Linked DNA regions of Mus musculus: region 1 is linked to region 2. A link is a loop called in an ENCODE intact Hi-C map of the cell type or tissue named here. Cell type or tissue: left cerebral cortex. All regions are shown on one strand. Each heading gives the region's core, and the rest is flanking DNA. Links, peaks and the distances in the headings are about the cores only. Region 1 has its middle 46 kb from the start of Gm41600. Region 2 has its middle 140 kb from the start of Gm27217.

Region 1 (5,382 bases), core at 225-5,224, 110 kb before region 2:
TCCATAGACAGTAATTTTGTAAGAGGGTTGGGAATCCAAAATGGGAGTAGGAGGAAACAAACTTCCAGAACACTTCAGAGCTGAATAACTAGGCTCCTAGTCCAACAGAGAACAGGAGGAAGTGGGACAGGGGAGGAGCCTTGTGCTGACAGTCAATGTCCTGTTACATGGAAACACTTGATGCTTTTGTCCACGGATATTAGGAATTTTACGAAACTATTAGAATAATGAAATGCTGCTTTGCAAAGTGATTACCTATAAGAAACACATACACACATTGCTAATACCCCCAATGACAATGAAGCCACTCTGATACCAAGAATGGTTTTAGAGGATGGCATTTTGTTTCTAGTTGAAACAAAGCACTGAACTTGGAAAGGAAATCCATCGTTCTGGTCCCAGGGTCCCCCAAAACAGTGGAGACAGGATGTTACAGAATTGTCTAGGACCCTATGATCTCTGCAGGTCCAGTAGTTTAGCTATGTGCTAGACTTCCACCTTACAATGGAGCCAAGAAAGGCTTGATTGATCCTTCTATAATCAGGTAGAATGATCTAATTATAGCTCACAAAGCTACAAAAATTGAGGTGATTTCTTAGGCTGACCTTAAGGGGCCCACACAAATTCTCTCTGTACACAGAGACGACAATGCCTCCACACTGACAGTGCTGAGCACATTCCCTCATGCTCTTTTTGAAAATGTGTGTTGTGATTGTGTGTGACACAATTTACTTATTATTATGGCAGTAGGAGTTGAATGTGATTGAAAGCCATCAAAAGGCACAGCGTCTGAATGTCAAATATGGCTTGTCTCTAATTCCAGACAATCTGGCTGTCTGTTCCTCTTCCCCATCCACACTGATTCTCTCAGCTTTGCAGTGAGTGGCACTGAGTTTTTTGCGTTTTTCTGTTCAGGTCAACATATCCGAACATTTGGGGAGCCGGAATGAAAACCAGTTTAAAGCTGTGTTGTGAATTTCTGCTTAAATAGGTTGGGTAGGAGAACAGCAATTAAATTTTTATAAGAAAAAAAAAACCTTCCACGAAGCTTACTGTTTTCTGTATTTAACTCTTTCCCACTTCTTCTTTCCAACTTCATTAGCCTCCAAGTAAGAACAGCATATTATGGATGTCGAAGGAAGTTTTATTTAGACTTATAAGGGCTGATCTATTCCCATACTGTTTAAATTAATGTTCAAAAAAGAACTCAAACCACATTCTAACATTTGGACTATGTAAGAAGGAAACAGATTTTTTGGAGGAAAAAAAAAGATGTTGCTTTAGCTAAGCAGAATGGGCTGCAGGAGCTCAGACATGCGCAGATTTCGTTTCTAAATGTGTGTGTTATCTGATAAGATCTGGGCTTCGTGTGCATCAATTCAGAGGGTAAATGAGCCCCTGAACAACTTCCTTCTCTTCGGTCCTCCCCCTCCCCGTCTTCCTTCTTTCAGCCCCCTGCCCTTTATTCCCTTTTATTTTCATCCCTTCTCTTCCCCTTCCCCACCTTCTTTTTTTCTCCTAACATATGGACTTTCACTTTTATCTCAGACACCTGCAGCCTAAGGCTTGGAAACATTTGGGGTTTTCACCTAACCGGTTTCTTTTCCGACCAAATTAGCTTGAGAAATGCAGGGTGACTTTGAAAGCAAGAATCTCTTGAAATAGAATGGCCTCAATTTACATCAGCTATAACATTCAGAGAATTAAGTTCCCAATATCTTTCCCAAATACCACGCTCTGCCCACACATGGAAGGCCTTGTTAGGTAAGCATCCACACATGTGATCATTCCCCATCAGAAAACAGCTACAGAAGAAAACAAACTCACCGATTTCGTGTTTTCATGCAATTGATTTTTCTTCCAGTTTTTCAAGTGCAAACACTGAGACATTCATATGACTTCAGAAAGGGCTGCAAGGCCAAAATTCATATTCTCTCTCTCTCTCTCTCTCTCCCTCTCTCTGTGTGTGTGTGTTTTGCATGAGTGAATTACATTTCAATTAGCCAGCTTTTAGCAATAGTTACTTACTTTGGTGTGTTGGCTTCTATTTGTAGCATGTGTGTGAATATATTTTTTCTCATAAAGAATAATTTTAACAAGAAAAAGAAAAAAAAATAGTGAGCCAGAAAAATGTCAAAGTCTACCTTTAGAAAACACATCACCTTCTAGAGAAAAGCCGCAGCCTGTCTTCCATGTCCTAAATATTGTAGTGCTTGCCTTTGAATATAGTTGACATCATTGAGGAGGTGAATTTTAGGCTTCTTCAAGTGATGGATTACATAGAGCCAGCAGCAGCAAACCTACCCCTTCCCATGTCCTGGCATTACAAGAACCTGGGAGTTTCTTTTATGAAGCTGAATGAGAAGGATAAATGATATACTGGGTTAGCATACCTTCCTGATCACATTTGTAGTCCATAATGATTTTCAAATAGAACAAAACTCTGCCTGAGATGTTGTAATTTGTGAAGACTGTCAAACAAGTCATGGTCCCAAACCTTAAATAACCTGTTTTCTTGTCTTCAAGTCAGTCTTGCCACACTTATCTGGCCTCCAGTTCCTTTGCAAGCATCATGTGTCAGTGAATCCAGTGAACTAATCCATCAGAACTTCCGCCACTTTTCTGGGATTCCTTCCACAAGGCTTGTTTCTTATGCACCATTCACATCCAGCTTACCCAGGGGCTTTGCAGGACGGAAGTTACTTTCAGACTAACCCTGCAGGAGGAGTCAGCATACAAAGTAAACCAATTGCCCATGCCTTGACTAGATAGATGCTCTGGATCCGAGGTGATCCCCGATACTGCTGATCACAGATAACTGCAGAACTGGTCTTGGAAAAACTCTCTATGCTGATTTTTGTAGTTAGCAATGTAAGCTGTAGAATCTTGGGAGGCAGAGGCAGGTGGATTTCTGAGTTCGAGGCCAGCCTGGTCTAGAGAGTGAGTTTCAGGCCAGCCAGGGCTACACAGAGAAACCCTGTATCAAAAAACAAACAAACAAACAAACAAACAAAAACAACAACAACGAAAACAAAACAAAACCAAAAAAAATCTGTAGAGAGTTTTTCCAAGACCAATTCTCAAACTGTGAGAAAAAGAGGACATACACACACACACACACACACACACACACACAGAGAGACAGAGAGAGAGAAAGAGAGAGACAAAGACAGGGAGACAGAGAAAGAGAGAGAGACAGAGAGAGGCAGAGAGACAGAGAGACAGAGAGACAGAGACAGAGAGACAGAGACAGAGAGAGAGACAGAGACAGAGAGAGAGAGAGAGACAGAGAGACAGAGAGAGATTGAATATCCTAAAATATTCCAAATACACTTGAGAAACACTTGGCTACATTTAAACTTATCAACCCAGTCATGTGACTAGAGAAAGCCTTTGACAACTAACTCTTTTCTGAGAACCTTAGCATTCCTGTCAAATGGTTCCTAGGAGCTGGTAATATTCAAACTGTCTAAATCTGAAGGCAGTTCCAGAGATAGCAAGAAAGGTGGGCAGGAAGCAGACCCAAGTTCACTGTTATTCTACCAGATGAAGAGAGAGCTTCTTGTAGTGTCAGAGAGCTTGTTGAATGGAAACAGTCAGAGATGGTGCTCACCAGCAAACCAATGTGAAGGAGCAAAGCTCCAACAGATTCTTCTGTCAATGTCCTGAGACTTTCTGGCCACTGGAAGCATTGCATCATTAAAGGAAAAGCCCATCTAGCACCAGCAGACAGAGAATATCAAATTATTATTTCAGTCTCCAAGGGTACATTGAAAAGTAAAAAAGCATGCAGAGTGGGGTACTTTCTATGTGTTAGAATTCTATTCAGAAAGGTATATTCAGTTTTATGGTTGTCAGCTTCAAAAGGGATGGGGGCACAGAATCAAATTTTAAAACGTCGTTTTCTTCTGTCTGTATAGGCAGAAGGGCCAGACTGTGGGAGAGGGTATGCCACAACAGCCCACGCGCATCACTCCTTCCACGTCCTGCCTCACCTGCATCTCCTCTACCCCCAAAGCTACCAAAATTAGACTGTGAGGCTTATATGGCCCCAGCCCCACACGCTGGAGGCATTATCTCCTATCTGCGGTATTGAGTGCTGTAATCCTACAGCTAAATGTGGTAACCCAAATTTCACAGGGATGCTGTAGCAAGCTTGACAAGATAACCAATCTCAGCGTGTGGAGTGTGAGGTCGCAATAAGCCTGCAGGCTTGGAGCAGTGTGGATGCTTTGTGTAGCTTCTCCTACGCACTCTATAGCTTATCCATCCTCACAGAGATCACAAGAACCCTAAATAGCAAATATGGCATCTGAACTAGAACACCACCTGTTTTGTGTAAAAGGAGATGGGCTTCTGCCACTGGCTGCTTCTCTTTCATCTCCACATTTTTGGTGGAGAAGAGAGCAAGTTTTGCGTCCATCACTGTTGTCTGGCTGACAGAATTCATGTAAAATTGCTAGCTTGTCTATCTCTCATTATCTAGGTTTAGACCTAGGCCCACAGCTCCTACCCTACCCACAAAACAGCAGCTTACATATATCTTTAACATATGTTGCTTTGGACATTTTATAGATAGATGCTTACAAGTACTTGGGATCATAGGTAAGAAAAATCATTGTTCGACAAGCCTCTTTGTTCTGCATGTCAGAATATTTTTTTGTTGACTTTTGTGGGTGAAAAGAATTTCTCTCTCCCTCTCTGTATGTCTGCCTTTGTCTGTCTTTTTCTCTCACCCTCTCTGTCTGTCTCTCTGTCTGTGTTTCTGCTTGTCTCTCTGTCTGTGTCTCTCTCTCTCTCCAACCCCCTTCCCTCTCGTATCAGATTACTTAGAAACACGCAGGTTTGACACATGCTTTTACCTGAAACCCTGTCTACTCCTGCTGCTTTATTGGACCCCTAATTACTTGTAAAAAAATAATAAATTGGGCAGGTGTTTGCTCTTCCAGTTGATTAATTGACAATGATTTCGTCACAATTGACAGCAGAAAGCTAGGAAGCTGCAGGTTGGGGTTCACCAGCTTGTGAGGAGAATTTACAAAAGGCTGGAATTGCCAACAGGCTGTGTTTCTCATTCCAGGATAAGCGATTTTTTTCTGTCCCAGTGTTAAGCACTGTCACATCGGTAATTCTTTATTTTATACTTGTGAAACTCTGAAGCAGATAAAATACGTTTAGAAATGTGTTACTATTTATTATTATTAATTATTATTATTATTATTATTATTATTATTATTATTATTTACTGTAAGTGAAAAAGATCACCCAAATTAGTCCCTGTTAACTAAAAGGCCTGTACTACACAGAAACCATGGTGGCTAAGGTTTGCTTGACTGGGTCTTTTTACCATGTCTGAGATATATGACTTCTCCATTCAGCTGG
Region 2 (5,382 bases), core at 62-5,061:
TATGTGAAGCTAGCCCCCAAGGTCTATCCCATTAGTTGTACCAATCCCTCCTTCTCTGGCTGATTACCAAGGTCCAGCTATCAAAGTACTGAAGACTGGCAATCAGCCCTCTTTGGTTCACCTAATTAACATACACAATTAAAATTAAACACCTTGTCCTAACACGAGGTCTCCCCTTTATAAGCTGCCACTTTCCTATGTGCCACCTCTGTCTCCTCTCTCTCAAGAGGCAATCCTTTGTCCTTCTCCCTTGCCCCTTTCCTCCCCTCTCCTTTGTCCCCTTTTCCACTCCCTCTTTCTCTCTTCCTGTCCTTGCTCCTTATCCCTGCCTTCTGTCCCTCTGGAACAATACATTTTCCTTATACTGAGAACTTGGTCTTTGGGGTCCAAGCTAACACTTTTCCTTTCATCCCTGTCTCAATAAATAATGTAAAGGAAGACTTCACTGTCAGACCTCCACATATATATGGAGGCATATGGGTCCATACCCATTCAAAGGTGCATATACTCACCCATAGACACATGTACCAAAACAAACACATGAGTGCAGGAGGGGGGATATAGCTCAGTGGTTAGGAGGTGGAGTTCAGTTCTCAGTGCACATGTCTTATGGTGAACAACTGCCTGTAACTCCAGCTCTAGGAAATTCAACTTCTTTCTGGTCTTTATGTGTACCTGGACACACACACACACACACACACACACACACACACACACACAAATAAATCTTTAAAATAATGTCTGAGGTGGGAGCTGGAGATATGGCTCAAAGGTTAAGAACTGACTATTCTTACAGAGGACCCAGATTCAATTGGTTGCTTGTACCTGTACAGTAGATCACAGCTGCATGTAATTCCTGTCCCAAGGATTCTGATGTGTCTTCTGACCTCCACATGGAACAGGCACACACATAGTAAGCAAACATACAAGCAGACAAAACATTTATACAATAAAAATAAATAAAGATATAATATAAAAAAACAAACAAACAAACCTCAGTTGCTTTTCAGCTGTTTCCAACACACAGTTCAGGGTGTGAGATGTTTCATTTCTTTGATGAGTGACCCCCATCTCTTCTAAGTTTCAGGCTTGCAAAAAGAATTCTCATGCTGGTACTTTCATATTATAAGGTACTGAGCATATCAGAAGATGCCACTGGAGAAATTTCAAACAGAAAGACTGGTATTTGTTCCCCACTTAGCCATAATGCTAAGGACCATTGTCATTCAAAAGGCTCCTGTTGTTCAGTCACTCATCTTGCTGAGAGTGATTCTCAAAATTTCATGAATAGTAAGATAGTTTCTGGTTCCCTAGATGTTAAAATATGAACAAAGGAATTCATATTAAATAGCATTGAATAGAGCCTTTGCAAAACAAAAAACAACAACAACAAAACAAACAACCCCCAAAAAAAGAAACAACGAAAAAAAAAAACATTGCAAATTGAAATAACAATAACCACAACAACAAAAAGTCTAAGAGAACAATCCAAGTTATATAAAGAAAACCACCTAGTATTTTTACAAGTCTCAGATGTGTTATCTGTGTCCTTTCTAGGGCCTTCCTTAAGATATTTACTGTTATGTCTAGAGAATGGGAAAATCTGGTTTCCAATGATGGTATATGGCACTCATGGGTGAATAGGTAAGTTTGAAAAGTCACATGCACGACAATCCTGCTCATTTGAGTTTGAGGGCTTGAAGACCAAACCAGAGAAAACAGGGACAGAAGGATTCAAGGCCTTAATCCCTCTGGGAAGGCATATTGAGGTGAGAAAAATCATGGGAGAAATTAAATACAATGCATAACACATTCATTTAAGTCAAAACATATAACCTGATGTGGAGAGAGGGAAAAAGAGAGGAGAGAGAGAGAGAGAGAGAGAGAGAGAGAGAGAGAGAGAGAGAGAGAGAGTCAGGGAAGAGGGGAAAGGCAGAGACAAGGTTCTAGAAATTCCCCATGGTGCTGAGATCTCACAGACCCATTCGCCCACCAAGCCTACATTCCAATGTTTCCTCTGTGAGAAGAGAAGAGAACTGCTCTGATCTGGGCTATCTTGTCCTCCTTGCTTAGCCTCTTTACCTGCAAGTGTCAGGTGTTAGAAAAGGAAGCCAGCACCAGAGAGAAACAGAGCAAGGAAGGGCTCTCCTGCCCCACATCCCACCGCTATAAAGGATTCCAAGAGCTGAACCGGGCATTGTATATTTCATTTACAACGACTGTACAACAGCTGTATAATCGATGTTGTTGAAGATGTGAGTGTTGCTCAGAGTGAAGCATAAATGTCCACAGCGAGCTGCAAATGTGAATAAGAATGGCCTGCCTGCATAGTAATTGGTATTATTACTGGAATGAATGAGAAAGCCACATATGGACGGATGGGTGGGGCTACGAAGGGGTGAAACAGGAGAGACTAATGGTTGCTTTATTTTCTCTTACCCATGTCCCTTCTTTCAGATAACCAGTCATTGCAGGTGGAGGAAAAGGAATGAAAAGTAGAAAACACAGCAGGCAGAAGGTAAAGCAGTTTATCTATAACATGCCCTTTCCACTCCTATTAATTGTAGCAAATTATAACATGCATCCCCTCCTGCGGAGGAATCTATTACAAAGGGGTAGAAAGACAGACTTAGTCAACTGGGTGGGGGTTGGGGGGGGGAGACATCGGAAAGAGAAACACTTCAGGTTAATTGGAGCTAAGAATATAAAATACTCATCTTAAAGTGTGTGCTTCAGTTATGAGAAGGAAAGTGTCGAGATCAAAATGTTTTCTGTGCAGGATTCAACACAGCATGGGTGTTTTGAAACAAGCGGTAATCATTTCTCATGGAGAAATCAGAAGCAGCAGCTCCTGCTTAGGACAAGCGCAAGAGAGACCAATTCTAGTCTCCCTGGGGACCCTGGAAGAGACACATAGGCAGTCGGTGAAGGAGTCGCTTGAACCAAGCGGCTGCAGTAGTGACAGGGATTATGAGGCAGTTCAATTGCTTAATGCTTTATTCATACAGTAGAAATGACACGGAATTCCCCTAGAATTCTAAACATTAGGAGGGAACAAATTTTTAGTTTGAAAAAAAAAAATCAGTGTGACTTCTATACAGCTCTCAAAGCAAATGAATTGGTCAACTCTGTCATCAGGAAATAAGAAAATGTAAGGATTATTCCCTTGGCAAGCCAGGCTCCCTGATATTCTTTGAGAGACGAGGAATTTTGAGCCTGATGCAGAAACAGCCTGTGCCCGGCTCAACAGAGCTCTGCTCTGCTTGCTCTCACCCTGGTAGCATCCATGCGGCATTAGAATCTTTATTAGGACTCTATTTAAATATTTTTTTAACTAGAAATTATTTCTCTAAAGTAATAAACAGTGCACCAAACAACACCAAGTTAAAAATTCTTAGAAAGAAAGGCAGGGAAATTAGATACAATTTTCACACAGTTCTCATGTAAGCACATGAGAATAAAGAGGGGTCCCTCTCACCCTTTTTTTTTTTGAAGACCATCTTTGTTTACTTCATTCCCAAGTATTAAGAGATTGTGTGATCCATTTGCATAGGGTAACTAACATATACCACATCATTTGCACGTCTGCAAGTACACGTGAGTAACCGTAATTACACGTGACACCAATTACTCTATTACTTTGTATTAAATTATAATGGAAAATTCCACTAGAGAATTGAAGCCTAATTGCATCTTAATTTGCATAATTTTGCATATTAATTACATCTCCGATGAATAATAAATTTCAGCAGATTTTTAATTTATGCATAGACACAAAAACAAGTGGAGAAATAATTTAGAAAAAAAAATACCAGCAACTATTACTTAGGGCATTCAACTAATTTTGCTTAGTTTAGCAAAACAAAACTTGGTTTGTTTGATATGGCATCTTTAGGCTGATTGCTGTTTATTGCATAATATGTCTCAAAGCATAGGTGCAGACATGGCTTTTCTTAATAAAAGAGGAGGGGGTTCAATTATAGCATTTTAAGTTTAGAGATTTTATAGTTTGCTAAACCTGTTTTGGGGATAACGTCTCTTTTTAGTTGGAAATATCTTTAATTGTAATTCCTTTTTAAAAACTGAAGATTAATTTCTGTTGTTGCTATTTTAAATGCAAGGGATTACAAAAAATAGAATATAAAAAAATACTTTGGTGAAGGCAACCACTTATAAAATGTGTCAAATGATTCCTTATTTTGAATCTATGGTGAAGTAGCTCAAAATTATTTCTGTGATTTTACATGAGCAATTCAAAGAAAGAATTCCCATGCAGGTTGTTGTTTTGTTGGGAAATCACTGTGCAGAGGAATGGCTTTTAAACCTAGCTGCTATTTTCTGATTATTTTCTTTGTTTATCAGTATCCTAGTCTAAGCAGTAACATTTGCTTTTGATTGCTAGAGACCTCGATTTTAAATTTCTTACCTTTGGCCTGATATTTATTAAATAAATGGAGCAGTTTTCTATAATTAATACATATAAAGCTATCTTTACATCAAAAGTCACAATAAAACATGACTTGGTATTTCTCAAATGATAATACATCTGTGAAAATTCAATTTGTCCACCTTTGCCTCAAAACAAGCCTTCATGTTTTACTGTTGAAGCAAATGCCAAAGAAGGGGGCCCTGGGTGCTGCCTCCTTAAGTCTAATACTATGATCATTTGGCAAATTATACAAAAGGAGAAGATGACAACATCCCAATAAATCAGGAAACTGTCAAGATTAATAATCTTAGCCGTCATCTGTTTTCCTATGAAAGCCCGACTGGCATCAAGCACGTTCCAGTTTATTCTGCCCTTCTTCTGGTTGGGAAACTGGATTTGTGCCAGCCTGGTGGCACACGACCTCCAGGAAGCCATCCTGTATGCCTTCTATCGTATTAGTCTGCATTTTGCCAGTCGCGCTGTTTCACGGGGCTGCAAGCAAGAACTCCTTAGGACACATGCGCCCTTCTCCCGTTTCTGATCAGCATTATCACTTGCTACAGACGGGAGACAATCTTGAGCTTAAAAGTCTGCATTTCTGTTTGTTTCCTTACATTCTAATATTTGCTGTTTGGTTTTAAAAGTTTTCCTCAGCTCAGACAAAGTAGAACCAATGAAAGAAATAAAATAAAGGCCCGACGTTCTATTGTCAGTACAAGGCCTTGCCTCTCTGGTTTCTGTTACTGGATGACAGACCTTTGGTTACTCAGGTATTTAAAAGCTGATCATTCAGCCATCCAAAATAGAACTGTGTCCGTGATCACATCTGTCTCTACTTTTTTGTTCAAGCCTTTTGATCAGGTTCTTACATTAAAGAGGGATTTGAGCTGGCTGAGTTCCTCGGGGAGGGGAGGGGGAAGAAAAAAAAATGATTCCAACATTTGAACAATGGT

The links. Hi-C counts contacts between places; a loop is a spot of excess contacts. Peaks named below come from ENCODE experiments on the same cell type or tissue, not always from the same donor. Only the 100,000 strongest peaks of a DNase experiment are listed, where the experiment ranks them.
Region 1: a loop joins it to region 2, with 3 times the contacts of the local background. A loop is called at or near these places in 2 of 42 quality-filtered maps.

The regions. Positions count from the first base shown.
Region 1 is chr17:52,347,345-52,352,726 of GRCm38, forward strand. No RefSeq gene overlaps it. Among named protein-coding and RNA genes, the nearest start is that of Gm41600, 46 kb to the left of the region's middle. In left cerebral cortex, for the core only: no CTCF peak of the experiment used is centred there; DNase peaks (open chromatin) are centred at 882, 1,346, 1,638, 2,255 and 3 more places; H3K27ac peaks cover 3,678 bases.
Region 2 is chr17:52,456,588-52,461,969 of GRCm38, forward strand. No RefSeq gene overlaps it. Among named protein-coding and RNA genes, the nearest start is that of Gm27217, 140 kb to the right of the region's middle. In left cerebral cortex, for the core only: no CTCF peak of the experiment used is centred there; DNase peaks (open chromatin) are centred at 2,298, 2,888, 3,211 and 4,959; H3K4me3 peaks cover 293 bases; H3K27ac peaks cover 1,271 bases.